Regions from separate parts of the Homo sapiens genome. Here all the other regions are linked to region 3. A link is a contact called in ENCODE Hi-C or POLR2A ChIA-PET data. All regions are on one chromosome and are shown on one strand. Each heading gives the region's core, a stretch centred on a gene start or an enhancer-like site at or near the end of the contact. The rest is flanking DNA. Distances are from core to core; before and after follow the strand shown.

The links. Hi-C counts contacts between places; a loop is a spot of excess contacts on that map. ChIA-PET counts read pairs that join two places held with the same protein, here RNA polymerase II (POLR2A). Pooled maps may share reads with other maps.
Region 1: a loop to region 3 is called in a map of naive thymus-derived CD4-positive, alpha-beta T cell, with 13 times the contacts of the local background. The contact joins the promoter of HEATR5A-DT here to the promoter of FBXO33 in region 3. A Hi-C loop is called at or near these places in 1 of 168 maps with a recorded cell type or tissue (naive thymus-derived CD4-positive, alpha-beta T cell) and 6 of 50 pooled maps. POLR2A ChIA-PET finds 5 or more read pairs at or near these places in 1 of 52 experiments (HepG2).
Region 2: a loop to region 3 is called in a map of naive thymus-derived CD4-positive, alpha-beta T cell, with 14 times the contacts of the local background. The contact joins the promoter of HECTD1 here to the promoter of FBXO33 in region 3. A Hi-C loop is called at or near these places in 2 of 168 maps with a recorded cell type or tissue (both naive thymus-derived CD4-positive, alpha-beta T cell), 1 of 37 single-sample maps with no recorded cell type and 10 of 50 pooled maps. POLR2A ChIA-PET finds 5 or more read pairs at or near these places in 2 of 52 experiments (CD4-positive, alpha-beta T cell and naive thymus-derived CD8-positive, alpha-beta T cell).
Region 4: a loop to region 3 is called in a map of naive thymus-derived CD4-positive, alpha-beta T cell, with 12 times the contacts of the local background. The contact joins the promoter of STRN3 here to the promoter of FBXO33 in region 3. A Hi-C loop is called at or near these places in 1 of 168 maps with a recorded cell type or tissue (naive thymus-derived CD4-positive, alpha-beta T cell), 1 of 37 single-sample maps with no recorded cell type and 11 of 50 pooled maps.

The regions. Positions count from the first base shown.
Region 1 is chr14:31,415,846-31,423,579 of GRCh38, reverse strand. HEATR5A-DT (HEATR5A divergent transcript) reads right to left here and starts at 2,822. Exons shown (of 4, transcript NR_110045.1): 1 at 2,603-2,822; 2 at 1,612-1,736. It overlaps HEATR5A (HEAT repeat containing 5A), which reads left to right and starts at 3,030. Exons shown (of 36, transcript NM_015473.4): 1 at 3,030-3,108. RefSeq lists enhancers at 2,710-2,859, 3,290-3,339 and a silencer at 3,450-3,569.
Region 2 is chr14:31,204,035-31,211,810 of GRCh38, reverse strand. It overlaps HECTD1 (HECT domain E3 ubiquitin protein ligase 1), which reads left to right and starts at 4,018. Exons shown (of 43, transcript NM_015382.4): 1 at 4,018-4,795; 2 at 5,854-6,014. The coding sequence starts at 5,875. RefSeq lists enhancers at 3,077-3,588, 3,442-3,611, 3,589-4,100, 4,613-5,126 and silencers at 3,792-4,131, 4,432-4,641, 4,762-4,971.
Region 3 is chr14:39,426,272-39,433,906 of GRCh38, reverse strand. FBXO33 (F-box protein 33) reads left to right here and starts at 1,474. Exons shown (of 4, transcript NM_203301.4): 1 at 1,474-2,343. The coding sequence starts at 1,745. LOC105370461 (a long non-coding RNA gene) reads right to left here and starts at 1,468. Exons shown (of 8, transcript XR_007064121.1): 1 at 1,388-1,468. RefSeq lists silencers at 876-1,045, 1,786-1,915, 2,356-2,485 and an enhancer at 1,436-1,685.
Region 4 is chr14:31,023,130-31,030,116 of GRCh38, reverse strand. STRN3 (striatin 3) reads left to right here and starts at 3,738. Exons shown (of 18, transcript NM_001083893.2): 1 at 3,738-4,213. The coding sequence starts at 3,932. AP4S1 (adaptor related protein complex 4 subunit sigma 1) reads right to left here and starts at 4,468. Exons shown (of 6, transcript NM_001128126.3): 1 at 4,330-4,468. RefSeq lists enhancers at 3,240-3,399, 4,510-4,619, 4,690-4,789 and silencers at 3,530-3,849, 3,940-4,199, 4,339-4,520.

The DNA of each region.
Region 1 (7,734 bases), core at 1,573-4,072, 8.0 Mb after region 3:
TATGGGCTAGGCATGATCACAGGGTGTGGGAGTGATGGTAAGGAAAGAAAGATGAGAGAGGGGCTTGAGATGGCTAATTTGGGGCTTTCAGAACCTTAGTGGGGTAAGGGCAGTATCCTCCAAAGGAATAGATGGCAACTATGGATGATTGCTCACACATAGCAGGGTTGTTCAAATAAGTAAATATCTCAAGGATAATGGGAGCCAGGCTTCTCTCTGTAGGAGAAAGTAGTTATAAATGTGGAAGGGCAAAAACTAGAATGAACTGTATGATGCTGGATTGGAGGTTTTACTGTGAACACATGATTTTTCAATATATATTGTTAGACAAAGAAATATAACTGTAAATGTGTGTGTAAGGATACATATAAAGATGTGCTGTATATGTGTATGAATGTATAAATATTCCCTAACTGCATCCACTCAGACAGCCTGGGCTATGGATATCTCAATAGCAGTGAGCATACCTAGTGCTAAATACCATTCTCCGCTATAAGGAATCAGGGCTCCTGAATAAATGATTACATCCAAGGCTGGAGCAGGATGAGTATGAAACATCTAATTGCCCTAGTAACTAGGGGAGTGCTGAAAGAATGATGGGGATGTGTCAAAAGGCCTCAGAATGGTAACCTGTTAATGTTGAATCTGGATTATGTGTATATGGTATTTAAAGCTCTTTTAATTATTCTGTATTAAAAAATATTTTACAATAAAATGTTTACAGAATCTAAGGCTGGGGCCAGGCGCGGTGGCTCATGCCTGTAATCTCAGCACTTTGGGAGGCCGAGGCGGGCTGATCATGAGGTCAGGAGTTTGAGACCAGCCTGAGCAACACAGTGAAACCCCGTCTCTACTAAAAATACAAAAATTTGCCAGGTATGGTGGCACACGCCTGTAATCCCAGCTACTCAGGAGCTGAGGCCAGTGAATTGCTTGAACCCGGGAGGCGGAGGCTGCAGTGAGCCAAGATCACACCACTGCACTCCAGCCTGGGTGACAGAGCGAGACTCCGTCTCAAAAAAAAAAAAAAAAAAGAGAGAGAGAATTTAAGGCTGGGTACAGTGGGTCACACCTGTAATCCCAGCACTTTGGGAGGCTGAGGCGGGTGGATCGCTTGGGCCCAGGAGTTCGAGACCAGCCTGGGCAAAATGGTGAAACCCTGTCTCTACAAAAACAAAAACAAACAAACAAAATTAGCCAGGCACAGTGGCACACCCATTGTCCCTGCTACTTGAGTGGCTGAGGTGGGAGAATCACCTGAGCCTAGGAGGTTGAGCCTGCAGTGAGCTGTGATCAGACTACTGCACTCCAGCCTGGGTGACAGAGTGAGACCTTGTCTTCTTGTCTCAAAAAAAAAAAAATTACACACACACACACACACACACAACACAGAAGCTAGAATGAATATGAGACCTTGTCTTCTTGTCTTAAAAAAAAATTGAACACACACACACACACACACACACACACACACACACATATCACAGAAGATAGAATGAATGGGGCCCCTACCCACCAAACTTGGGATAATTGAGCATCAAAATAAATAATGATAGAGACAGAATATTGGCTGGTGTGGTGGTGTGCATGCCTGCAGTCTCAGCTACTTACCTGGGAGGCTGAGGCAGAAGGATCACATGAGCCCAGAAGTTCAAGGCTGTAGTGTGCACCATGATTGCATTATCGACCTGTGAATAGCCACTGCACTCCGGCCTGGGCAACAAAGGAGGCCCTGTCTCAAGAAAAAAAAAAAAAAAAAGAGAGAGAGAAAAGAGAGAAAGAAACGGATTATAAGTCATTTAACAAAATAGAAACCTCTGGATCCATACTAATTAATATAAATACATTAACTGAAGATTTGATGAGAAACAAGATATTTACAAATATCTTGAAAGGAGAGTTTCAGAGTCTCCCTCACAAAATACTTATTAATTTACAAAGGGGGGAAAAAAGTAACCACACTGGACAAGCCTAACAGACATCACCTTATTAAAGTAAACATCTGTAATGAGAGAAGTTAAAATCGTGCCACCTGATAGGGTGCCATGAGAAGAAAGCAGCAACACTTCTAGAGTCCTGTCATACCTAGCTAAATGTAATCATGAGTAAATATCAGACAGACCCAAAATGAAGGCCATTCTACAAAAATAACTGGCCAGGAATCTTTAACAGCGTCAAGAATATGAAAGGCAAGGCAAGACTGAGAGTTCCAGTTTGAAGAGTAGGAAAGATACATGATAAGTAAATACAATGCCTGATTCTGAACGGAATCTTTTACCATAAACAATATTATTGGGACAATTGGTAAAACGCCGAGTTATGTAAATGTTTTGATTTTGATGGTTATATTGTGATTATGTAGAAGGTGCTTAGGGACAATGTGGCATGGTGTCAGCAATTTAAATCTCAATTCAGGGAAAAAAAGTTCTTTGTACTATACTTGCAACCTTTTTGTAAGCTGGAGATAGATTCAAAATGAAACTTGAAAAATGACATTTAAAACGCTGAGTGTAGTGGGAAAACGCACATGACTCAAGGTAAGAGGCTATTAGTCTCAGTTCTGCCATTGACTTAGTATGTGACCTTGAGCAAGTCACTTTACCTCAGTCCTCACAGTCAAGGCTCTCTAGGGTCCCTTCCACGTCTAACATCTACCCCCACAGCACTGGCCCCGCCTGAATTTCTCCAGGCCCTTTAGGTGTCCCAGAGCTGCACCCAAAGACTCTGGCTTACGATAAAAACAGACAAAAATAGTTGTGGCCGGAATCTCCGGACTGAAAAACCGCTGTCCTAATCCTAACTTGGGCCGCAGTCTCCATCGCTCTTTCGACGGTGAAGCAGTCACGCCTGCCAGAGTGGGCGCTCGATGGCTCGGCGGCCAGCTGGCGGGGCCTTGGACCAGCGGCCCGGCGCAGGGCGCGCTCCCAATCGCTAGCTCCCGCGGTGCTCGCCGCTGAGAGCTTTCCGGCCACGCCCCACGCGCGCCCCGCCCACCTCAATGCCTCGCTGTCGCCGCCGCCGGCAATTCCAGACTCTGCTAGGGTTAGCAGAGCAGCCGGTAACGTTGCTGGACCGGGACGCACGCTCAGCTGAGGAGGACCCCCAAAGGCAGGCAGTCGGGGATCCAGGGAGCGGGGACACCTCCGGGCGCGAGGGGGCTGTGTCTGGGCTGCCTGTTGGCTGGGAAGGAGAACGCACCAGGGCCGCTGTATGAGTTGAGCGCTCGGGGATCCCGAGGGTGGTCGCGGCAGCAATGTGATCGCGAAAGAAGCCGGTGGGAGAACCGGTCGAGGGGCTAGGTGTCTTGACCCTAAGGGCTGGAGTCCGCCGAGAAGGGGCTGACTGGGGCACAGGGTCGGCTGATAAACAGCGTGGTCCGTTCTTCCTCCTGGACTACGGGAAAGTCTGGCTTCACCTGTGCACAACAGGTAGGCGTGGACTCTGCCCGCCAGCGGGAGCCGGGGTTGCCGGGCGTGTGGGGAAGGTCAGCAAGTCGGAGCCCGCCTCGCCAACTCGCCGCTCCCGGGACCCGCCCTGCGGCGTCCGCTGCGCCAGTGGTCAGCCAGGAGCCGGGCCCCGGCCCGGCCTTCGGGCGAGCTTCCTCAGAGGCCCGTTCGTTTTCTGCAGGAACCCTCAAAGAGAGTTCCCAGAAGGGAGCAGTGGAGAGTGTGGATATTTGCTTTCTAACTGTTGCAGTTCTCTCCAGGAAAGAAAGCTTTTCCTTTGGTGGCATTTGCTTAGTGTGAGGAAACATTTTCTTTCACCCTACTCTCGGCCAACGCGGCGTTATTTCAAGTGATTATAAAGTCTTTAGAAACTTTATAAAGCGTTTTATAGTGTTTATTTATCACAGTAATGGATACCTCTGGCAAGTTGGGATAATTTTCTTGACTGTCAAGTCAGATAATAATAAAATGGCTTGAGCTCCTACATTAAAGGTCATAGTTATCCATTGTTTTTATGTGCATTCATTTATTGAACAAATATGCAGCACTTTTTTGGGGCTAGGCGCCCTTAAGGAATTTACAGCCTGAAAGATATTAGAAGTTTAAGGAGGAAAAAAAGGGGCCCACAAGTACACTTAAGAACTTCCAGAGAAAATACTCCCAGTGAAATTACTTAAGCTGTAGGGAAAGCAGAAGTGTGGTTAGAATTGAGCATTAGTTGGATGGGGAGAGGAGAATTTTGTTTAATTTTCCAAACATTTTAGAAAGTATGTCTTTGAGAAAGTAATTTTAGATAAAGTATCGAAGCCGAGATTTGTGTTACATTTTAATGCCATTGACTTTTTTTTTTTCTTCACTGATAAGCAGGCAGGATTTATAATATAAGAATAGTGACAGTTGGAGAATACTGTAGTATGGATTTGTTGTGCCTTGGAATGCAGTTGTTTTACCTAGATGACTATAGAATAGGAGAATAAGAAAAGACTCCTCACCTGAAAGTCAGGAGACCTGAATTCTAGCTTAAGTTCCCTCCACTATTTATGGATGTTAGATTAGGTCACTTTTTTAGTATTATTCATTATTGTATCTGACTTTAGTCACAGAAAATACATGACTCCAAAGTACCTTTTTAATTCTTAAATTATTAATTAAAATTAACTACATTAAACTAATGAATATATTATCTACAGAAAAAAATTATTTTTTTACTTGTCTTTAACCAATACACTTACCTTTCTTCTTGCTTTGTTTCAAAAAGGTTGAGGTAGTTTATAATAGTCTTTCTTAACTATGAATAACATAAGGGTTAAATTCTGAATTTTTTAAATTCTAAAATTATTCTGAATTAAGCGTTTAATGACATCTGCATTTTTTTAAAAAGCTCTATTGAGTCTTGTGTGGTTCATTAATTATCCCATAGTATAATTGAAGAGTTTGAACAATCCTTTAATGAGACCACAGTCCTCATATAAATAACACTTCTGCTTTTTCAGGAGACATTGAGAAACTGTTATTAAATCTCATTTGAGAAATCAATTAACTGGGGCCAAAAAACTTAGTAAAGACTTGCCTGTGTCACTTAATTAGATCCCTTGTCTAGTTCTAGTGTTAAATTTTTGAATTAAAATAGTGCTCAGCAATCTACAGCCTGTGGGTCAAATCTGCTCTGCTGGCAGTTTTATAAAAGTTTTATTGAACACAACAATGCTCCTTCGTTATGGCTGTGCATGTTTTGTTTTTGAGTAGTTGTGATAGAGACCGTATGGCTCCCAAAGCCTAGAGTATTGTCTGGTCCTTTACAGAAAAAAATTAGTGGACCCCTGAACTAGAGCTCTTAAGTGCTTAATCACTAAATCTTTTGTAGGAGGAAATAGATTAAATTCAGTTTTAATTCTTCTGTTTGTTTGTTTGTTTTTGTTTTTATCGAGACAGGGTCTGGCTCTGTAGCCCAGGCTGGAGTGCAGTGGCGCGATCTTGGCTCACTTGCAAGCTCTACCTCCCCGGTGCAAGTGATTCTCCTGCCTTAGCCTCCCGAGTAGCTGGGAGTACAGGCATGCACCACCACGCCAGGCTAATTTTTGTATTTTTAGTAGAGACGGGATTTCACCATGTTGGCCAAGCTGGTCTCCAACTCCTGATCTCAGGTGATCCGCCCGCCTCGGCCTCCCAAAGTGCTGGGATATTACAGTCATGAGCCACTGCGCCCAGCCTCACTTTTACTTATTAATCTTGGTTTTTCATTATAATGTCAGGTAATTGTAGGACTCATAAATGCTTCTGGATCTGCAGTGTGTAATGATAGAGGAAGGGCATGGTTTTTCTGCTACATTTACCTAGTGTAAAGTTTTATAATTTTGGCAACTCTCTCCTTTTTTTTTTTTTTTGAGATGGAGTCTCGCTCTGTCCCCCAGGCTGGAGTGCAGTAGCGCCATCTAGGCTCACTGCAACCTGCGCCTCCTGGGTTCAAGCGATTCTCCTGCCTCAGCCTCCGGAGTAGCTGGGATTATAGGCGCGTGCCACCACGCCCATCTAATTTTTTTTTCTTTTTTTGAGACAGAGTCTTGTTCTGTCACCCAGGCTAGAGTGCAGTGGCGCGATCTGGGCTGCTGCAAGCTCCGCCTCCCGGGTTCACGCCATTCTCCTGCCTCAGCCTCCCGAGTAGCTGGGATTACAGGTGCTAGCCACCACGCCCGGCTAATTTTTTTTGTTTTGTTTTTTGCTTTTGTTTTTGTTTTTTAGTAGAGATAGGGTTTCACCGTGTTAGCCAGGATGGCCTCCCATCTTCTGACCTCGTGATCCGCGTACCTCGGCCTCCCAAAGTGCTGAGATTACAGGCTTGAGCCACCGCCCCGGCCAACTCTAGCCTTTTGTAAGTCTAGGGAAGAGGAAGAGTTTTTATATTTTCTCTAGCAACTGTGTTAAGTTTTAATTTAGATCTGGTATGGGAAATTTTTTTCGTTTAGTAAACTTCTCTCTTTTTACTATGCCATTCATAGGGTTTATCATAAGCAGCAGTAAGGTACCTTTACTCAAAGCAGGGTTTTTTTTGTTTTATTTATTTGTTTATTTTTATTTTATTTTATTTTTTGAGACAGAGTCATTGGAGTGTACTCAAGCGATCCTTCTACCTCAGCCTCTGAGTAGCAGGGACAACAGGCACATGCCACCATGCCCAGCTAATATTTTGTATTTTTTGTAGAGAGGCGGTTTTGCTATGTCGCCCAGGCTGTTCTCGAACTCCTGGGCTCAAGGAATCCCCTCATCTCGGCCTCCCAGAGTGCTGGAATTACAGGTGGGAGCCACCACATCTGGCCTCAAAAGAGTTTTTTAAACAGGAATCTAGTGATTCCTAGTTGGTCATAAGGTCAGACAGAATATTATTGGAAGTGTAACTGAACAAGAAATCAGACATATTTACAGTGAGAACCAAATGGAAAGTTAGCACTCTTTAAACAGATACCTAACAGATTGAAACAGGAGTATATATCCTGAATCATGCTTGGGCTTTTTTTTCTTTTTTTTTTAATGGTAACAACACAAAATATTTATTTCTAGAAAAGAAGCATAATATGGCCATATTAAAGCACTATATTAATTATTTGCCTAAGAAATTGGAGCTGGTTATGTGACAAAAATGAAGGAAATCTTGAAGAAGGTGATAATTTTAAATATTTAAAGCTGTACATATACTTTTGCCAATCTTAAAACCATCGACCAGATGCGGTGGCTCATGCCTGCAATCCTGGCACTTTGGGAGGCCAAGGCGGGCAGATCACTTGAGGTCAGGGGTTTGAGATCAGCCTGGCCAACAGGGTGAAACCCCGTCTCTACTAAAAATACAAAAAAAAAATTAGCCGGGCGTGGTGGCCGGTGCCTGTAATCCCAGCTACTCAGGAGGCTGAGGCAGATAATTGCTTAAACTCGAGAGGTGGAGGTTGCAGTGAGCCGAGATCGTACCACTGCACTGCAGCCTAGGCGACAGAGCGAGACTCCATCTCAAAAAACAAAAACAAAAATTAGCCAGGCATGGTGGTACACGCCTGGAGTCCCAGCTATTCAGGAGGCTGAGGTGGGAGAATCGTTTGAACCCATGAGGTAGAGGTTGCAGCGAGCTGAGATCCTGCCACTGCACTCCAGCCTGGGCGACAGATTGAGATCCTGTCTCAAAAAAAAAGAAAAGGAAAAAAAAAAACCCATAGTATGGTGCTAATTTTACTAAATTGTTGTTTTATGTGTGTAATGTATTTTTTCAGTAACTTAGTTGTCCTGTATTGCCCAAGTAATGCTT
Region 2 (7,776 bases), core at 2,769-5,268, 8.2 Mb after region 3:
TAACTATAAGGTTAACTCTAGAAAATTAATTCATAGGCCGGGCGTGGTGGCTCACACCTGTAATCCCAGCACTTTGGGAGGCTGAGGTGGGTGGATTACCTGAGGTCGGGAGTTTGAGACCAGCTGACCAACATGGAGAAACCCCGTCTCTACTAAAAACACAAAAAAATTAGCCAGGCATGGTGGTGCATGCCTGTAATCTCAGCTACTCGGGAGGCTGAGGCAGGAGAATCACTTGAACCCAGGAGGCGGAGGTTGCGGTGAGCCAAGATCGCACCATTGCACTCCAGCCTGGGCAACAAGAGTGAAACTCCGTCACAAAAAAAAAAAAAAAAAAAAAGGAAAGAAAAGAAAATTAATTCATAGTACATACCAGTTGATGAAATGAGTTTAGATTTGTATGATGAATATCTTCCTTTTTATTAATAGTCCTGTGAGTTGATCCCAGCGACTGTGTACACATCGAAGTTCCTTCGCCAATGTGGAGCCTCAGTCAAAAGGCAGCCTGTTGCTTCATTCTGCCAAGAGGGACCCTCTTCGTACCTCTGTGCCTGTCCATATGCTTTTCCTAATTATCTGGCCAGCTGTGACTCATTATCTGAGATTTAATTCACACTTCATTCCTGAAGCTTTCCAAGATGCCATCTCCTACCTCCTTAATGTTCCCAGCATGTACCTGACAATATCACCTAATAAGCGGTATGATAGAGGAGACTCAGAGGAGTGTGTTTACATCTACCTTTATTGAGGAAGAGGTCTGTGACTACTGAGCCTTACACTGAGCCTGGCACAGAGCAGTTCTCGATGGTCTATGATTCTTGGATTTTGGAAGCAATGGGAAATACCAACATGTAAACAGTTCCTGGTTTCTTGGGATAAGTATTCAAGTCTGGTCAGTTGCCTTTATCCGGATATTTTGTTGTCTTCATGACTTCATTTCTCTCCTTTAATGCTCTTGTTCTGGGATCTCATGCTTGAATTCTTTTTTTCTGTTTGAGTTTAAAATAATAACATGGGCCGGGCATGTGGCTCATTCCTATAATCCCAGCACTTCTGGCGGCCAAGGCTGGAGCATTGCTTGAGCCCAGGAGTTGGAGACCAGCCTGGGCAACATAGTTAGATCCTGTCTCTACAAAAAAATAAAAATAGCTGGGTGTAGTGGCATGGGCCTGTAGTCCCAGCTACTCCGGAGGCTGAGGCAGGAGAATCGCCTTGAGCCCACGAGTTGGAAGCTGCAGTCATTTAGGATCACACTGCTGCACTCCAGCCTGAGCCACAGAGCAAGACCCTGCCTCTAAATAAAAATCAAAATAAATATGATAATAACATCTTTAAAAAGTGCAATAAGTGTCACAGCATTCTTTTGATAAGGTTTCTTTAAAGCACACTAGACATTAATCTTGCGGGCAGGAAGTGGGTGGGTGGTACATGTAGAGATAGTGCAGGATAAAAAAATATATATCTTAAAAACTTGGTAAAGGTGGCCAGGCGCAGTGGCTCATGCCTGTAATCCCAGCACTTTGGGAGGCCAAGGCGGACGGATCACAAGGTCAGGAGATCGAGACCATCCTGGCTAACATGGTGAAACCCCATCTCCACTAAAAAATACAAAAAATTAGCCAGGCGTGGTGGTGGGTGCCAGTACCTGTAGTCCCAGCTACTCGGGAGGCTGAGGCAGCAGAATGGCATGAACCCGGGATGCAGAGCTTGCAGTGAGCCGAGATTATGCCACTGCACTCCAGCCTGGGCAACAGAACGAGACTCCGTCTCAAAAAAAAAAAAAAAAAAACAACAAAAAACTTGGTAAAGGTATAATCCCTTTTTCTAACTTTTCTATTTTTTGTTAATAGCATCACCATTTTCCTAGCTTCCAAGTCCTCTTTCTACGTTAAGGGTTTTTGTTTTTTGTTTTGGCAGGGTCTTGCTCTATTGCCCAGGCTGTAGTGCAGTGGCATGATCATGGCTCACTGCAGCTTCGACCTCGAGGGCTCAGGTGATCCTCCTGCCTTTGACTCCTGAGTAGCTGGGACTACAGGTGTGCACCACCACACCCAGCTAATTTTAAAAATTATTTGTAGAGACAGGGTCTCCCTATGTTGCCTAGGCTGGTCTCCTACTCCTGGGCTCAAGTGATCCCCCTGCCTCTGCCTCCCAAAGTGCTGGGATTACGGGTGTGAGCCATGGAGCCTGGACGGAAATTTTTAAGTTAATCATTTAAATTCTGATATATCTTCTTTCAAAAATTATTTTTAGATTTCTTCCCCATTCATATTGCCAATAACTAGACTTTTCTTTCCTCCATTATTGCAGCATTTCGACAACCTCCAGCTAGTCTCGTCTAGATAGATCCTTTTAGTCGTTCTAGACACTTTCCATAATTAGTCTTCTTAAGACTAGTTTTTCCAGTGTTGTAGTCCAGAACTTGCTACTTAGCTCAGCCTAATTTCTGCATTCCTCATTCAAGGCCTTCCCCACTTTAGCTCCAAATTTCTCTCTCTGTTGCTTACTGTTGGTTCTTTGCTGGGGGCACAGGTGACCTTTCCTATGTCTAGGAACATATCAGGCTTTATGTTCTTCCCTTTCCTTTCAGTGTCTACATTGTACCCATTCTTCAAGGTCCAGAGGGAATGCCACTTCCTTCTTGAAGTTTCCTGGCAGCTCCAATTCACACTCATGACATCTAAATAATTATCCTCATGTGTTGTACTTGGGACAAAATAGTTGAATCCTCTTTTTCCTCTTGTTTCGTTAACAGGATACCTAAACGGACCATTACCTGCGACAACGGGACATGCGCGGATAGCTATCTGAAGTACAAATTTGTCATTTCCAAAATACTGGTTCTTTTTCTAAAGAAGTAGTAAAAAAGAAAGAAAAAAAAGAACCAGTATTTTGGAAATGACAAATTTGCTTAGTCGCCCAGGCTGGAGTGAGGTGGCATTATCAAAGCTCACTGCAGCCTCAATTTCTTGGGCTCGAGGGATCATCCCATCTCAACCGCTCCAGTAGCTGGGACCATAGGTGTGCGTCACCGCATCTGGGTAATTATTTTTTAAATTTTAATTTTTTTGCAGAGACCAGGTCTATGTTGCTCAGGCTGGTCTCGAACTCCGGGCCTCAAGAGAGTAAAATCATAAAGTGCTGGGATTACAGGAAACGCAGCGGACCCAAATTCTGTTCTTTACTCATACCTAGCAGCTCCTCTGGTTGCCTGAGGGACCATGTCTCAAACACTATCATGTCGTATTAATTTTTCTTTTTGTTTAAAAGCTGAAAGTGAGAGTACAGTAGGACGTCTCCGGGCTCCAACTACGTCCTATAAGCATGCATCCTTTATTCTGAATGCGTGTGAAATAAAGTTTGAAAAGAATAACCACAGACATACTTGTGACCACAAGCCACAAGAAACGTAGTCAAAAGTGCACTCTCAGTGCTGCTGCCGACCGGGCACGGCGCTGGGCCTGCATTTGCGCTTTCCTGGAGCCTCAGTGTCTCATCTGTACAACGTTGATAATCGTCGGCAGCACCTCTTTCCCAGGGTTGCTCTGAAGGGTTTTCTTTGGGGTGAACCGCCAGGCGGTCGGCCTCCCAGGAGCGGGGGGAGACGCCTTCCTTACGCGACGCACTTCCGTGCGCGAGGAGGGAAGATCGTGGCTGAGTGCGGGTGGCCTGGGCGGAAGGCTCAGCGGGGACAGGTTGGGCCGCAGCTTTGCTGTGCTGTGCCGTGCGACGCCCTCCGCAGGAGCGCGCAAAGTGTTAGCCACGGCGCCAAGCAAGCTGGACGTGCGTGCATGAGCGCGCTCGGACTGACAGGGAAGCGAAAAGGGGGCCAGGGCGCACCATAGAAAAGCCGCGGCAGAAACGTACGACACAGCCCGAGGCGGCGGGGGCGAGAGCTCCGGGGCAGGGACGGCGACGCGGCGTACCCGGTTTGGCGCCCCTGCGCGGCGGTCGGCCGTCCCGCAGCGCCCCAGGTGGCCGCCGGCGGGGTCGCCGCCGGGGGAGTGGATTTGCTCCGCCTCCGCCGGGCTCGGCTGCCCTCGGCAGCTTCCCCGCCTGGCTCTCCCTCGACCCTCCTCCCCTCCCCCTCCCGGTTCGCGATGGACTGGGCCTCCCCGCCGCGCCGCCGCCGCCGTCGCCCGCAGCACCGCGCGGGCCTCTGAGTTGCAGGGCCTGAGGAGCCGCGTGCTGGGGACTGGACGTCCGCTGGCTGCTGCCGCACGCGAGAACCTCTCGCTTCCCTGTCACCAGGTCCTCGCGGAGGAAGGGGAGGGACGAGGCGCGGCTTTTCCTGTGCCGCCTGCCCGGTTCGACCTGCGCGGCCTGCGGCTTCTTGGGAACTCTAGGGCCGCGGCCGGGCCTGGCTCTGCCGGCGGCCTGTTGGGAGCTGGATCGGAGCGGTTTGGAACGACAAGCCCGAGTAAGAGCCTGCGGGAAGGGGAGGCGGGAGCGCCTCGGACCGTCGGAAGGGCCCTGCGTGGGGGCGCGGATCCCGGACGCCCGGCGAGTGGCGGAAAGCGAGACCCCGGCGCCGAGTGAGGTCGGCCAGGCTGCTGCCGACTTCCCCGCTGGCCCCTTTGTTCCCCTCCCGGGGCCCTGCCGGCGGCGGGGCCCGGTTGCCCGCGCCAGAGCCTCAGGCCGGCTCCTTTTGCCCTTGAGAAGGGTTCGCTGCCAGGCCTTCGAGTTCCGGGCGCAGCTCCCGGGAGAGCCGGCGCCCTGCCTGGCCCGGCGGCCTCCTCTCGGGCACGAAGGCTTGCTGCTGCTTCTCCAGAACTTCCCTTCCTCGTAGACACAGGTAGTTAACTTAGCGGGGTTTGGTGCTGGGGAACCACAGCGCGGGGGCCAGCGCCTCTCAGCGCCCGGCTCGGCCGGGCCCCGGGTGTGGGGTCAACCCCGCTGGTCGCCGCCGTTGGGTGCCCACCGCGCCCCGCCGCCGGCTTCCCACACTTGCGGCTGCGTTACGTGGGACCCAAAGCTGTCCTCCAGTCAGGGCGCTTACGGGGCGCTTTTGTAATGACTTACCTGTTGGGGTTGCTTCTCGGTTTTGTTTTTGTTTTTTTAACCAACTGCCCTATCTTGTGAAGCTGGGGAAAGAGGGCCCTAGGTTGGCCTACATTCGTTCGGATCCGTAACCTGCTGGTCCATTGCATTTACTTTTAGCCTTTCCTTTTTTAATTTTTTTATTTTTTTAACTTTTAAGAATAGTTGCCAAGACTGCCAAAATTCCTAACCAACTCTTTATTCATAGATAAATCTTGTATATAATTGTCGTTTGTATTTGGATATCTTTAAAATAGAAGTAAATTGAGAAGTCAGCAGAATATGTGAAATTGGAGGTAATTTTGAAGGAGAAACAATTTGGAGGGGGATTGGATCAAGGTGTTTAGAGTTTCCTCAAAATACTGAATCTAACCCTTATCTGAAGATCAGTTTTGGGTAGAGAAGGAGGGGGATGAAGTTTGCTGGAAAAAACAGAACCTTTAGTTAGGTGTTCTTTGCCTTTTGGCATAGACTTTAGTGATAGCAGTAGTGGGACCTGAAGCTTGACTGACTGTCTTTGACACAGACAGCTCTGGTTTCTAGTTAAGCAGCAACCTAATCAGCTTATATACTCTTGTGCAAAACTGGTTTTCATTTGGTATGATATCTGTACGTTAAACCTGGCGGATAAGGAAAGTTGAAAAACTGCATTAAGCACTCTTACGTCCAAACGTACTTAGGAGTCTTTTTTAATTGCTAGGAGGACACTATGAAAATTTGGTTCTAGCAGATGTAAAGGAAGAAAAATTTAAGCCCAAGCTGTTCAGTCCCGGAATTTAAAGGACTTTTCTCCCTTTACTTTTCAAATTTAAGCAAAGAGACTTTTAAAAAACCATGGCAGATGTGGACCCAGATACATTGCTGGAATGGCTACAGATGGGACAGGGAGATGAAAGGGACATGCAACTAATAGCCCTTGAACAGCTATGCATGCTGCTTTTGATGTCTGACAACGTGGATCGTTGTTTTGAAACGTAAGTACATTCCTTCATCATGTTCCTTTGGGTTACTGTAGTGACATCTGTTTTCAACCATTTGCTGACTTCAGTTTGTGTAGAAATTTCTCTAGTGAATTTTAACACGTATCTTTAAAAATATTCCTGAAGAGTTTTGTGTTTACACTTTTCCAAGAAATAAAAATTGGTAGGTGAAGAAACTCTAGGACTGATGATTACGATGACACAAATACATATTTGTTGAATGAATGGGAATTAGTAGGAATATTAATTTTAACCCATAGCTTGGTTGGTTCATTTTCAAAATATGTCATGAACTGGGGAAAATACAAATATTTATTTTCTTAAAGGTATCTATTTCTGTACCATGAAATTGATTTATGGAATAAGAGATGATAATAAACATATGTTTTGAACTGCCCATTTCTTCATTGATGTTGTCATATGACAGTACTTTTGTTAAAGCCGATTATTGGTTTGTAAATTTCAGTTTGGGAAGGTATAAATTGGATCTTAACCGTGTAGCAGAAGAGTAGAAAATTTGGAGTAGTAGAAACATTTTGAAGTTTGGGGAGTTTAAACAGTTTTATTGGGAGGTTATAACTTAGTATATATGCAAAAATATAAAAGAGAATTCTTACTAGATAGACCTTACAGCCATTTTTTTCCCTCTTATATAAGTCATAACTTGTCCAGTCAGAATAACCATTCTTCTGAGTGTTGAACATGTGTTTCGTTTTTACTGTTTATTTTACATTTGTATTTACAGTTTTGAACTCCAGTAATAAGTAATTGAAAACTCTGATGTTTCTTTATTCATTTTAATGCTATTTTAAGGTAATTAGTAGAAAATGTTTGAGATGTTGACCTAAAAAATTTGGTATAATTATCCTAATGTGTTTTAGGTGGGAATAAAGTTTATATTACTCAGTTGGCAAAATTTTTAAAGTACCTTCATTTTTGATTATTGAATAACTTTCAGTTGTAACTCTTGTTAAAACAGTACTAAGATAAAAATCCTTACTAATAAAATTTCCAAATTACAATTAGTTAGTGGTCCATTTATTTCCATTAGTTTTTGTCATTGGCAGAATTTTGAGTATGTAAGAATAACTTAGCCCTTAGTTGACACTTGTTTTAGCAGGATTTATAGTAAAGTAGATTTTTTAAAATTTATTTTTATTTTTTATTTTTTTCCTCATCCTGACTCTCAAGTTAAAAATTGCGTTCATAGATTTCATTAGAGGTAACCTGAAAGTTACTTTTGGTATTTTAAAAATCATACTTGTCAGTCAAGTCAATTGTCATTTCGTAGCTTCTGTTTAGTACTAATATGTAGTAGAAGTATTTGTTATGACATTTAAAAAAGTGTTGCCCGATCATTAAAAAGTCAGGAAACAACAGGTGCTGGAGAGGATGTGGAGAAATAGGAACACTTTTACACTGTTGGTGGGACTGACTGTAAACTAGTTCAACCATTGTGGAAAACAGTGTGGCGATTCCTCAAGGATCTAGAACTAGAAATACCGTTTGACCCAGCAATCCCATTACTGGGTATATACCCAAAGGATTATAATAATCATGCTGCTATAAAGACACATGCACACGTATGTTTATTGTGTCACTATTCACAATAGCAAAGACTTGGAACCAACCCAAATGTCGATCGATGATAGACTGGATTAAGCAAACGTGGCACATATACACCATGGAATACTATGCAGCCATAAAAAATGATGAGTTCATGTCCTTTGTAGGGACATGGATGGAGCTGGAAACC
Region 3 (7,635 bases), core at 225-2,724:
AGACAAATTAAAACATACGTCCACATAAAGACTTGCACATGAATGTTCACAGCATTATTCATAACTCGAAACGACCTAAATGTCTGTAAACTGGTAAATGGGTAGTGTTTCATCCTGCCGAACCCACGACTGGGGTCGCCCTCTAAGAGTTCATTAAAATTAATAAGGTATAATTACCTAAAACTCTTGTAAACAGGGGCTCGAATAAGTAACCTATCACAATTGATAAACCACACCATGTTGTTGGCAACCTGATATGTGCAAGGCATTAAACGGAGAGCTTTGCCCTCAAAGGGTTAAGAACATCTAGAATGGGGGTCTCCTCTTTCGTCTTGGGAGCCCCCTCCGTCTGTCTCTGTAGTGGGGAGCTTCTTCCTTCAGCCTTCTTCCTTCTTTCTTGCCTATTAAATTCTCCGCTCCTTAAAACCAAAAAAAAAAAAAAAAGTCCAAAAAGTCTTGGTGTTTACCACAAAAGAACGATGCTATTCCAACATCACAGCCTCCCTAAAGCAACTCTCAATTATTACATAAAGAGGCAGCCTCCCTAAAGCAACCCTCGATTATTACATAAAGTCACTTAATCTTTTCTGACTTCACCACTCTTTGCAACCAGAGTTTACTTTGCAGTAGGCTGTGGTGAAGTTAGGGACATGGTTTGGAAAATCTAAGTTAGGGATACCAGGCAAAAAAAGAAGAAGAAGAAAGAAAAAAAATCAAAGCTCTGTCATTACTGTGAACTTTTCAACGAGAGCCTTAAATCTCAGCACAGGGAAAAGAGACCCTTCCTCAAGCCCTGGAGAAGAGGCTGGTCACAACCTGCGGATCTCAGATCCCTTTGCCAATTTTTTTCTCTCCCTCTGAATCCAAAGGGTGACGCTGTCCTCACTGCTTCCCCACACACCAGCGAGTGCGCGGAAGTCCACCTGCGTGGTTGGACCGAGGGGGCAGGTCCATTCGCGGCCTCCGCCACGCCCCACACCGCCCCTCCCGGCACAGCCCGCCGGGGTTAGCCCGCCCGTCCGCCAGCTCCCTCTCAGCGGCGCAATCTCAGGAATTCTTAACCCTACTCTGGGCAGGTGGGATGGCTGAGAAAGACCCTGCATGCCGCCACTTTGGCTCAGGGTCCTCAGCCCAAACTGAGAAACGTTTTACAAAGAAGCGTGACGACCTTTCGCACTAAACCAGAGTACCGCCACCTCCATCGACCGAGCGCCAAAATTAACCGACTTACAGATGTGACTGGGCGCAGCGGCCACCGTAAGGCGTAAGGGGTGCCAAGTGCCGGTTCCAGTCCCGCCCAGCCCCGCCCCGCCCCGCCCCGCCCAGCCCCGCCCCGCCCCGCGGCCTGCGTGCGTCAGAGATCACGTGCCGCGCCTCCCGTCCCTACAGGCAATCGGGCGCTCCCCTCTTCCGGAAGTCGCGCCGGTGCGCGCCGGACTCCTCCCACCAGCGGCGACGTCAAACTCAGCTCCTACCACTTCTCTGTCTCTGCCGACCGGCGCAGGGAGGGCTGCCTTTTCCTTACAGTACGCCTTGAGGCTTCCGGGCCGCTGAAGTTTACGAGCGAGGGCAGTGCAGTTACTCAGTGTGCCGGCCTCGGACGCACGTGAGTAGAGTTTGAGAAGACAGAGGCTGGCTCCCGGCAGGCCACGCCCGCAGAGGCCTTTCCCCCTCTCCACAACTTGTGTTCTACTTGGTTCCGCCGAGACCCACGACGGTTCCGCCCCCTTCTTCCTAGTCATTGATGTTGTTGTTCTTGTCAGTGCCGCAGCCCCGACCGCCGGGAGCTCGAACCCGAGCCGGGGCCGCCCGGGTGGCGCGGTGGCGGCGGCTGCGGCTGCAGCAGCTGCGACGGCTGCGGGGGCTGCTCCGGGTACTGCGGGGGCGGCCGGGAGCCGGCAGCCGGCGGCGGGGCCGGATGGCTCTGTGCGGGCAGGCGGCGGGCGCTGCGTCGCTGCCCAGCGAGCTGATCGTGCACATCTTCTCTTTTCTGCCGGCGCCCGACCGGCTGCGGGCCTCGGCCTCCTGCTCGCACTGGCGTGAGTGCCTCTTCTATCCGGCCCTGTGGCCCCAGCTCCGCATCTGCCTCCGCGTCTCGCCCGCGGAGCAGCCTCGGCTGGAATTCCTCATGCGCAAGTGCGGCTGGTTCGTGCGAGAGCTGCGTGTTGAATTCGCCGCCGAGAACTATCTGAGCGGCGGTGGCCCAGGGGACGGAGGTGGCGCGGACACCGGGACTGGAGGGGAGGAAGTCGAGGCCCTGCAGCTCTCAGCTCGTTGGCTGGAAGTGCTGCGCACCTACTTGGAGCTGGTGCTTTGCGTGCTGGTCAGCATCCGGAACAACAGGTAGGCTTGCCCTGAGCCCCGCCCCGCCCGGTAACGGGGGGTCGCTCCGTCCCCGCACCCCGACACAGATTCTGTGCATAATACGTGCCCGGCCAACTTCAGTGTTGCCTTCCTCAGTGACGGAGAGTGTTGGTTCTAACTAGGCGGTTTCCTTGAGCGGAAAGGCATAACGGGACTCATCACGATACTTTATAAACAGTGGTGGACGGGGTGTTTAACAGACACCACTTCTGGCGCCTTCCAGGCACTCATTCATCCTCTTGGTGGCCGTGGGATGGAGCTGACAGGCGCTGTCACTTTTCATTTTATATATGGGAGCGTTAAGACTGGGAGGGTGAGGCCTGTGGGTGAGCCTTGGAAGAAACAAAACATACACATAACACGATTTTCTGACTCTGAATCTGTTAGAAATAGTTCATGGTGAGGGAAGGAGTAGGTACTCATAGGACGCTGCCTAAAAGAAATTTTGTAACAGCCATTTTCTTACCAGAAATAGTTTCGGCTAACTGAACAAGGCCCGAAGAGGAGGAGGAGTGTTTGTTAAAGGGATTGGGGAAGAAGTTGATCTTCAGGGTTGAAAGTCCCTCCCCATACACCACCACACTCAACTTCTCCCCAGTAGTTCACCTAAAAGTAACAGTCGGGCGGAGGAGGCGGGCGGGCAGCGAGGGAGTTGGCCAGGGTCTGCAGAGGGTAAGCACATAACTGTTCTGGTTTTGCATCAGGACTTCACTGTAATTCCAGAACTAACGCCTTATATTCTGACCCAGTATCCCTCCCAATCATCATTTTTCTCCATCGCCACCTCCAAAACCCTATTAATTTAGATCTTCTTTATATGGATATTCTAAAGAACCTTACAGTAAAGCTCTTATTAGAAGAAAGTTTAGACGTTCACAAAAGGAGCACCTTACATAGTAAAAATACTTCAGCAGTTTCACATTCACTGTGTTGTTTGAGCCTCTCAGTGGCACTATGAGGCAGGGTAATGATAAATAACCCTGTTTTACAGAAAGGAAACTGACCCTTTATAGGATCAAGTGATTTGCACATTGCTGTACGGCATTGTTTTTCTCCGAAAGCGTGTCCTTTTGCAGTAAATATACTGAACATTATGTTGAACAAGGTTGAGAGCAGTCCCTGGTTTAATGCTAGGAGATATATATAGATATAAGGTTATATATATATATGTATGCGCCATTAATCTGTGTCTTAATTTAGAAGTCAAGAGATAAGTTATAGCTCCAAGTTGTATCTGGGATATGGCTCCATTATTCCAGTTGCCTGTGCGTTTCCACAGCTTTTCGCAAGACATTCTATTTCCTTACTTTGGTTTTATCTGGCAGGAGAGGCCATTGAAGCTAAAAACAGATTAGGTTAGAGACTTTCTCAGAGTTGAATGTATGGCTAGAGGACCAACTGACCCAAAAGTTGCAAAGTTTCAGTCAGTGAGCACTTACTAATGAGACCAAGGTTGAGGGTGAATTCAATGAGTGAGTACCAATTAGATTTTTCTGTACTGAGATCAAATTGCACTTTTATGCAACCATGCAAACACTGTATGTGCCTTTGACCCAAGTAAGAACAAGACTTGATAAGTGTCTAGTTCCTTTTAAGTATTTTAATAACTGGTTGGTTGGATGGGTGGATAACATACAGGCAAAATGGAGATATTTCACATCTTTGCTTTGTAGCTTAATTCTCCTGTCCTTCTCTTCCTTACCCCTACAATTTTTATTAGCATCCCAATCTGCTTCTCTATAAGGCCACCGATGCCTGCCCTTCTGGGTCAGCTATCACTTCTATGCAAAAACATCACACCCGTCATCCCTAATTTTAAGGTTTGCTTGTCATCTACTATTAGCATGGTGTTGTATGTCATGCTGCTTTGGTAGCATATTCATTCTGTTTGTCTCAAAATGTAGTGTAATTGCATGTTGTTTGTACTAATGATACATCAAAGGGTTTTTGGAAATAAGTTAATCTCATCTTTACTGTTGAAAGTGTTTTGAGATACTCTGTGATATTGGAAAAGTTAATATGAATATTAAATCCATAAATAAGACTAGTTTCCTTTAAATTTTAACAAATCTGAAAATGTTTTAAACCACATTGTTTATCAGTGACTAGTAAAGCCTATTATTTCTTTCTATAATCACTTAAACTATAGACTTGGGACATTTGACATTGCTCTTTACATTTCCAAGTTAAATTTACAATGGTTTTGCTTTATGATTTCTGCCATTCTATAAGTAGAAAAGAGGGGGTGTGAATCATACCAGATCATAAGCATTCTGCTTCCAGGCTTTGTGCTGAATTCCTTTATACAGTTCATACAATTCAGACTGTTATTTTGTTTTGTTCCAGTTATTTTCATGTCCCTCAGGAAAATAATTAAAAGTATAAACTTGAATTGTGTGAACTTTTCAAGGGTGCTGATCTTCAGAGAGGACAATTGGCATTTTGTTTTGCTTGGTTCCTGGGTTATATATATACATGTATTCTCATAGTGATTATAGTTGCCATACCTGTATCTTAGGTTTTAGGAACAACTAATAAGGATAAAGAAGGTGCATAAGTGCCTCTCTGAGGGTAACACACAGTCCTTCACGTTTCAGAAATTCCTTCTCTACAGGGCACTAGGATACCTGTCTTCTTCATTAATAGTAAGAACAGAGGGGCAGTAAGTACTCATTCAACTGTATTTTAGGTCACATAGGCTGAATTTCTCTGCAGTCGTTCTATAAGAAATTGTACCTAGAAGTGCAAACAACAAATAGATATAAATGCATTTTTAGCATTTAATCCAGTTGTCAGGTTGGGTACTGCCTATTAAAATGCTGTATTTCAGACTCCTTAGGAAAAACGAGAGCTCATGGTAAGATTTATGATAATAGGTAATAGACTCAGTCACTAAAAATACCTGAAGAGTAGCCATAGGCACATTGTCTTCATCTGGTTTATGCTTCTATGGGCTGTATAAATGTTTTACATAAGCTTTTCTTGGGTGGAATGCTGTTAGGGGCAGTACTTTTTTGTTGTTGTTGAGAATTCATATCGTTGGCCAGGGGTGGTGGCTCACACCTGTAATGACAGCACTTTCTGGGAGGCCGAGACGGGTGGATCACTTGAGGTCAGGAGTTCGAGACCAGCCTGGTCAATATGGCAAAACCCCATCTCTTTTAAAATACATAGCCGGGTGTGGCAGTGCATGCCTGTAATCCCAGCTACTCAGGAGGCTGAGGCAGTAGAATCGCTTGAAGTCAGGAGGCAGAGGTTGCAGTGAATAGAGATCGTGCTACTGCACTCCATCCTGGGTGACAGAGCCAGACTCCGTCTCAAAAAAAAATTTAAAAAAAAAGAATGCATATTGTAACAGACCAGAGAAATTTTGTACAAGATTGATTTTCTTTTTAAGATTCTGGGTACAGCTCTAACTGCTTGTATGTAGATTGACCATTTCATGACTGTGTCTGCTTATATATCCTGTAAGTTAAAAAGGATCTATTAATAATACTTAGATTTGGGTCTTGTTGATTTGGCATGCACAGTGAAGGAGAATCTTACCTTTGTATTGTTTCCTACCAAGAAACAATAATAAAGACATTTAAAAATATTTTGAGACAGAGTCTTGCTCTGTGACTCAGGATGGAGCAATCATGATCATAGCTCACTGCAGCCTCAAATTCCTGGGCTCAAATGATCCTCCCACCCCAGCCTCCCTAGTAGCTAGGACTACAGGCATGCACCACCATGCCTGGCTGATATATATATTTTTTTAATTTTGTGTAAAGACAGGATCTCACTGTGTTGCCCAGGCTGGTCTCTAATACCTGGCCTCATATGATTCTCCCATTTCTGCCTCCTAAGGTGCTGGGATTACAGGTGTGATCCCCTGCACCCTGCCTAAAAATGCATTTTAAAATGGGTTAAAAATTCCCTGGACATTTCAGATTACTACCTAAGATGGTAGAAAATGCCTTGAAGGTATTATCTCCAACAGTTTTTAGCCTTATTTTTCTTGAAATATTTCTCCTGTGGTAGTATAATAAATATGTCTAACAATGTTTCATCTCTGAGAGTTTACTTTGTTATTATTTACTTTAAAAAGCCCATTTACAGAATAAATATATTAAAATATACTGGGCCTGTGACCAATCTGCCCTGTTCAAGAATTAGTTTCCTGTGACACTGCATTCCCAGCAGGCTCCTTACCTAAAAACTGAAAAAGAGGCTCCTTAGGGATAGCCTCAAAGTTACTGAGAAGGAAAGCTAAAGAAACTAACCTCCTGGAAGGCTGTTATGAGAGGTTTTAGGACTTTTTATTCCACAGCTGTATTGGCAACTGATAGATGGAATAGGGTGTAAAACTCAAGGAAAAAAAAGTTAAAATTTTTTGACTGTGTTAAATGAGGGTGTTAAGCAGCTTTTGAGTGGAGTGATTAAATATCTCCATTTTAATTTGTTAGTTCTGAGGCAGCCTTGGGAGAGTTCACCAAACTTGACCAATTTATTTAGGAGCTAAAATGATAGTTATAGAAAATCTAGGGTTTTTTCCTCCAATTATTGAGAGCGTACTATGTGCCAGGCGGGGAAGACATGCTTCCCGTTCTCACGGAGTCATTCTAGAGGAGGAAGGAAGACAGAAACAAGTAGACAAAGGAAAGAAGGATTATTTCAGGTTGTGAAAATAAAATCTGAAAATAAAACAGAAGGATGTAATAGTCACTAGGTGGCAACATTAGGTAAAGTGTCAGGGAAACCTCTTTTGAGAAGGATATTTGAGCTGCAGCATGAATAACAAGCGTTGCCCATCTGAAGATCTGAGCAAATAGCATTCCACACACAAGAAACAGTAAGCGCTAAGGTCTTGAGCCAGACAAATTTTTGGTCTGTTCGAGCAGTGGAAAAGAAAGTGTGACAGGGCTGTGGCAAGTGAGGATGAAAATGATGCCATGATGAGTTCTGAGAAGTAGAAGAAGGAAGAATTGGGGTTAGGTAGGCTTATTTAATGAAGTTTGGAATATATTCCAAGGATAGAAGAAGTCACTGAAAAAAATTTTAAGGACAAGAATAATGTGATATCATTTGCATTTTAAGACAATCACCCTGGCCATTTTATGAGCGACTTAGGGACCAAGAGAGAAAGTAGGGGGACAAGTTGGGAAGCTTTTACTGTACTCTAAGCAAGAGATGATGGTAGCTTGAACTATGATGGAGGCAGGAGAGATGAAAAAAAGTGGATGGATTTTGGAAGTATAGCCCAGAGTACTCACCAGTTAGATGTGGGTA
Region 4 (6,987 bases), core at 2,489-4,988, 8.4 Mb after region 3:
CCCAGCTACTTAGGAGGCTGAGGTGGGAGGATCGCTTGAGCTGGGGAGGCTGAAGCTGGAGTGAGCCAAGATTGTGCCACTGCACTCCAGCCTGGGTGACAGAGTGAGATCCAGTCTCAAAAAAGAAAAAAAAAAAGATTAAAGAAAAAAAGAGATAAGCATGGGAGGGAGGCTACTACAATAGAATAGTGAGTCAAAAGAATTCAGGGATATGGAGGCTTCTTGGACAAAATAATGCTTGAGCTGAGTATTTTCTTTTTTTTTTTTGTGGGGGAAGGGTTTTGTTTGTCTTAAGACAGGGTTTTGCTCTGTTGCCCAGACTGGAGTGCAGTGGCATAATGATGCAATTATGGCTCACTGCAGCCTGGACCTCCTGGGCTCAGGTGATCCTCCCATCTCAGCCTCCAGAGTAGCTGGGACTACAGACTCACGTGGCCACTCTGGCTAATTTTTGTATTTTTGGTAGGGACAGGGTTTTGCCATGTTGCCCAGGTTGGTCTCGAATTCCTAGGCTTAAGCCATCCTCTCACCTCTGTCTCCGAAAGTGTTGGGATTACAGGCATGAGCCACTGTGCCTGATCTGAGCTGAGTTTTGAAGATAGGCAATGGGGCACAGCATGTGTTAAATTACTGTGGAATGAAATAGCATTATACATTTGAGGAACCAAAAACAGTGGCAGTTTGGCTGAAGAGAAGAATGAGGTGGCATGATAGTGTTATGGTAGATTAGACTGTAGGATGGATCTAGATCAATTTATATGCTTATGTTAAAATTTGGGCTTTATACTAAATTTAGAAATCACTAAACTATGTTAAACAGAGGAATGACAGAATCATACCTTTGTTTTAGGAAGATCAATCAGGCAGCAGTGATAGTGCAAAGTGGGGGTAGAATGGAGGTGGGAAGGTTTAAACTAAAGTATAAAGAGAGACAATAGAATCCACAGGAAAGATATTACTGAGAATGAAATTGGTTTGTGGGGGCTGACTGAAAGGTAGTAGAATGACTGCTAGGCTTCAAGTTTGGATGTAGTGTCACTTAATAAGGTAGATAATAGAAGTAGAGATTTTGTTTTTGTTTTGAGGGTAGGTGAGGAGACAAAAAGGATAAGAAATCCAGTCTTTCCTTAAGCTCAAGTTACCAGTTATAAGTGTGCATGTTAGTCTTCTTTTGATGCTATCATCAGGTCAACCATTCTCACAAATGGTTTTTGTTGTTGTTGTTGTTTTTGGGATGGAATCTCACTCTCTCTTTCACCCAGGCTACAGTGTAGTGGCATGATGTCGGCTCACTGCCCCCTCTGCCTCCAGAGAAGCTGGGATTACAGGCAAGCGCCACCACGCCCAGCTAATTTTTGTACTTTTTGGTAGAGACGGGGTTTTGCCATGTTGGCCAGGCTGGTCTCCAACTCCTGAGCTCAAGTGATCTGCCCGCTTCGGCCTCCCAAAGTGCTGGGATTATAGGTGTGAGCCACCGCACCTGGCCACAAATGTCTCTGTGTGTGTGTGTGTGTGTGTGTATGTGTGTGTATGTCTTTGAGGCAGCATAATTTTTCTGAGCTTTTTATGTGCTATGACGCCCCCTAAAAAGGAATTGGATGAATAAACAGGTTGTATGTTGGTAACTCTAAGATAAATAGTACTTTAATAATTTGAAGAAATATGTAATCTTAACACTTTGTGAAGCCAAGGTGGGTGGACCACTTGAGCCAGGAGTTGGAGACTAGCCTGGGCATCATGACAAAACCCCGTCTCTACAAAAAATACAAAAATTAGCTGGGCTTGGTGGATGCACACCTGGAGTCCCAGCTATCAGGAGGCTAAAGTGGGAGGACCACCTCAGCCAGGGAGCTCCAGGTTGCAACAAGCAGAGCTCACACCACTGCATTCCAGCCCAGGCAACAGAGTGAGACCCTGTCTCAAAAAAAAAAAATAAATAAAATAATAATTTGAAGAAATGGTCCTTAACATTATAGTACTGCAATCTAAGATCTCATTTCATATAGAAATAAAACATGGCAGCATGAGTAACAGGTCCAATCTGCTTTCCATTAAACTGTAATAACAGTAAAGCAGATGTGATAAAATAAGATGCATTACTTAATCTCTTTTGAAATTACTTCCTGATTGGTTGGTAGTGCATACTCCATAGTACAAGTTTTATTGGCTTTTGCAGTAAAGAAAAAAAATTTTAAAAAGTAACAAATTTTCAATGCAATTTTCCTGCATCGCTATTAATATAATTACTGAACCTAATTTCCTTATGTTGTTAATTATTTTTGTCTTATTTTTCAAACAAATGCTTCTTAGCTATATTAATTTTTAGAAACACACTAGTGCATTAGGATATTTTCTAGGAAACTAAGCACATAAAAGTACCCACTATTGTACTTAAAATATTAGCCTTGTCTCTTATGTATATGTTACATTCCTCAAACTTTTTAAATTTTTTGCCGACACGGAGTCTCGCTTTGTCGCCCAGGCTGGAGTGCAGTGGTGCGATCTCGGCTCTCTGCAACCTCAGCCTCCTGGGCTCAAGCAATTCTCGTGCCTCAGCCTCCCCAGGAGCTGGGACTACAGGTGTGCGCCACCATGCCCGGCTAATTTTTGTATTTTTAGTAGAAATGGGGTTTCACAATGTTGGCCAAGCTGGTCTCGAACTCCTGGCCTCAAGTGATCGCCCACCTCGGCTTCCCAAAGTGCTGGGATTACAGGCTTGAGCAGCCGCGCCCGGCCATATTCACTTAAACATTTAATGACCCAGGAGAACATTCATCTAGGATTTTAAGTTGTACTCACAGTGCTTTTATTTTCTGTTTCGATCAAAATAGTCTATTGATGACAATATTTGTGAGCCCATTCATTTCTACCGTATCAAATTGTTAGTCTAGCCAGTCTCCTTCAAACTTCTCTCCCTCTACCCATCATCGTCAAGATCTAAAGGAATTCACTACCTCTTCTTCTCCCAAGAAAAAAAAAATCGCTCCTCCCCCTCTCCCAACCCCCCCACAACCCATTCCAGAAAAGGAAAGAAGAGGGGACGCAAAGTGGAATAAGTTACGACGGGCGACCGAGCGCATAGAAATGGGACCAAAGCCCAGGCTCAAGACAGAGACGAGGAATCAGTAACCACAGCCGGAGGATCTTGGCTATTTGCCAGCAGAGAACTGACTGGTTCTAAGAAACCAGAGGCAGAGCGAGTGACAGGAAGGGAAAGAGGGCCCACCCTTGGGACTGCCTGAAACACTCAAAGAATGAAAAAGAAACGTCAGGAATCCGAGACGGGATGCGGTCGGCCAGAGCGACCAGCCAGGTTAACAACCAGCTCAGAAAGCCGGGACACGGGTGAGAGACCCCTGGGAAGGAAACAGCGCCCGGGGACGGCCTGCTAAAAGGAAACTGATAACCAGGAAGCCTAAGGCCGCCTCGCTTCCAAAAGTCAGAGTCGGAGCCCAGGTGTCCGGTAGCTGCGGCCAGACACCGGATCGGGTCTGAGGGCGGGCCTAGGGGCGGAGCCCGAGCTCTTTCCCCGCCCTCTAACGGCGACCCGGGCTGCGTTCTCAGTGCGCCGGCGTAGGGTGAGGCCGGACTCTATTTGGCGATTAAGCGTGAGGCTGCGTTCGCTACCCAGCATGCTGTGCGCTAGTGACGGCCCTCCGCCTATCCCCTTCCCAACTCTCCCCCCACCCCTCCCGCCGAGGCCCCCCCTTCCCCTAAAGTGAGTGAGTGAGACGGGCAGATGGAGGAGGGATTGTAATGGCGGCAGCCGGCAGCTCCCTGCTCTGACCCACGGCAGGCACACAGCAACGACCCCTTCCCCGCCCCTCTCCCGGCCGGCCTCCGCCCCGCAGCCAGCGCGGGGCCACCCTCTCCGGCCCTTCCCCCAGCTGTCGGCGTCTCGCCCTGCGCCCCGGCCGGGGCCCCACACACAATGGACGAGCTTGCCGGAGGCGGTGGTGGCGGCCCGGGGATGGCGGCCCCTCCCCGGCAGCAGCAGGGACCTGGGGGGAACCTGGGCCTTTCGCCCGGGGGGAACGGAGCGGCGGGCGGCGGGGGTCCTCCGGCCTCCGAGGGAGCGGGTCCCGCGGCAGGCCCCGAGCTGTCCCGGCCGCAGCAGTACACTATCCCGGGGATACTGCACTACATCCAGCACGAGTGGGCTCGGTTCGAGATGGAGCGGGCGCACTGGGAGGTGGAACGGGCCGAACTGCAGGTACCTCGTTGGGGTCGGTGTGCGGGAGCTGCGGCGGCTGGGTTCCCGGCCGGGGGGTGGGGCTGGGGACTCCACTCAGCCGGAGCCGGCGCCTTGGGAGGCCGAGCGGAACCTACCTGTGCTGCTCAGGTTGTGATGGTCCTCTCAACGGCTTTTCCTGGAGTCCCCCTCCCTCTTTCCCGCATAAGCTTGCTCCCCAACCTTCACTGGCTACGCGGTGCGGGCCTCCTCGGGGCAGCCATTTTGGCTTTTAGTATGGCGTCTGCGGGGGCTCCTCCGGAGGCGGCCTTCCCGGGCCTCCGGGGCTTGGGACCGAGCACCTCTCTGTGGGAGAGTCCGGTTTGGGGCCTCTCAACACTGAGTTTGCTCTTGTTTGTTCCTCTTGAGATGAAGAGCCCGAAGAGAGGGACTAGGATAGGCATCTTACCCCCCTTTTCCGGACCACCCCCCTTTCCGATTTGGCGTATCTGGCCCCCTCCCTCAGACTTGGTACGCGCTTGCCCCTTGACAGCCACGCTTCTTTCCTGGGCTGCTAGGGTGCACAGTGACTTGGGACTGACCTGTGAAGTTTTATTTCCCATCGTCAACTTTAAGTACTTTCTCACCTGAGATGCTGCCTTACTCACTTGGATTCTCTGTAGTTATTCCTTACTTAGTGACTCATCAACGCTTTCAGCACTGAATTTTTCTTTTTACAGTACTCTCCACTAGATCTCCTTTCCCCCATCCGTTTCTTTATCTATAAAAAAACCAAACCAGACGATCGATGCTGTATTTATGAAACGACTGAAGAGATTTAATATTCCCTTGAAGTGAAACGTAGTTATATCATGTTACTTACTCTTGCAGGAGAAGCAAAGTGAGATGTTCTCGGAACCCTTCATAGTTGAGCTTGACTCGATCCTCATAATGTGAACCTTTGATAGGCTGCACATTTGGAAGCTGTTGGTAGTTAACAGCTCATGTCCTGGATCTCAAAATTGCTGCATCTTTTTGAAAGGGTTATTTAACTTTCTTGGGTATTTGTGTTTATTTTTAAATACCTTTCCAGGGCAAATTTAGGCTTAGAAGGAAAAAGCGTGTGTCTAAATAGTATTGCACCTGTTCTTCAGACTGTTGTGTATTTAGGGGGTAAGCAGTATTTGCTGTCATATATGTCATATGCCTATGGTGAATCGTTAGGCAAATGTAGTGCTGAAAGGAGGAGGATTGGATTAACTAGAAAGGGTGTCCTCAAATATGCATCTCTTTAGTTTGGTTCTGAACTAGTAAACTTTTATATGACTCCACAAAGTGGGTGAAGTTAAACTTTTCAAAAGTAAAAAATACTTGGGTATTTTGACACTGTATGAAGTCTTAAAAAAAAGTAACACTTGTTAGTCATTTCAGTGCTTTACAATTGTGTTTTGATATAATATTGGGCTTTAAAATTACATAACTTTAAAAAAGCTGAAGTCAAAACTGGTTTAAGTTGTGTACAGTCTGCTTTAACATACTTAAAATTTATAGAATTCTGTTGGTATACAGCTTTCTACTACATACTGCAAACTTAATTTTCTGTGTGAGTAAAGTAAGTAAGGCATTTGTTTTTAAAATTTGGATTGACAAATGCAGTAAGGCCTAAGCTCACTAAATAATACTTCACCAGTCCCTGCTATGGTTTCTTAGACCTTTGTACTGTTGTATGCAAGTTTGGATTTCAACACTCTTCAAGTTAGCAATTGCATTTTTCACCCATAAACTTCACTAATGTAAGCAGCTGAGAAGAAAGATATCTTGTGCCCAAATTAGTAAAACCTATACTATATATTAAAGAAGCCTTTATTGCCTGCTCTAGCATTTGCTTTCCCTTCTAGGTCTCCTTAACAGCAGCAGCAGTGTTTTAAGGTAGATTCCTTTTGCTTGCTTGCTTGCTTTCAATTCTATTGGTACAGTACTGTTATTAGCCATCCTAAGTTTTTGTTTGTTTCCTTGTTTTGAAGAAGTCCTACAGTGTTTCTAGACTCTTTTTTATTTCATACTGATTCTTTTGGAATAAAATGTTCATGATGGCGTTGGTTTTTTTTTTTTTGAGTTATATATTTAAAATGTTTTATTGGGTTAACTTAATAAGGTTTCTAGTTTGCTTTAGGTGCCTTCAGTCTACTGAGATTGCTTGTGAGATGCGTATTTTAAAATGTATGTGTTGAATACATATTTGTGGGAGGGTGTAGTGAAGCATCAGTGGATTTTTACTGTAAACTTAAACCTATTTTTAAGAAAGACAATCTAGAAATAAGACAACTTACATATTATTATGTACAGTCTCCAGTGCACTGTCATGTACACAGATTTTTAAAGTGTTAATTATTGAATAGTTTCAATAGAGAACGTGAAGAGCTTAAGGAATACCCCATATTGATGTAAAATTTTAATGGGGAATAATATTTTCCCTGGCTTTGGGAAAGATATTAAAAGGAACTTTACAGTATGATTCTGTTCTCTGTAAAAAGAATTTAGAGTAAAGGTCTGTCTTAGAAACTTGGAACCAAACTAAAGGATCACATCTTAAAGCTCTTCTGTCTCTGATTCTTCCTTACCTTAGACTCAGGTAAAGCATTGTTAGTAAGGTCATAGGACAGTGGTTTCTTAACTTTTATATAACATGAATTACCAAAATTCCACAGACAGTCCATTTTCTTCAAGCCCTAGATCAATCCAGATCTCCAGAGGATAAGAGGCCTGCATATTTTTTAGAGTTCTACAAGTGATTCTTTCTTCACAGTAGTGCCTGT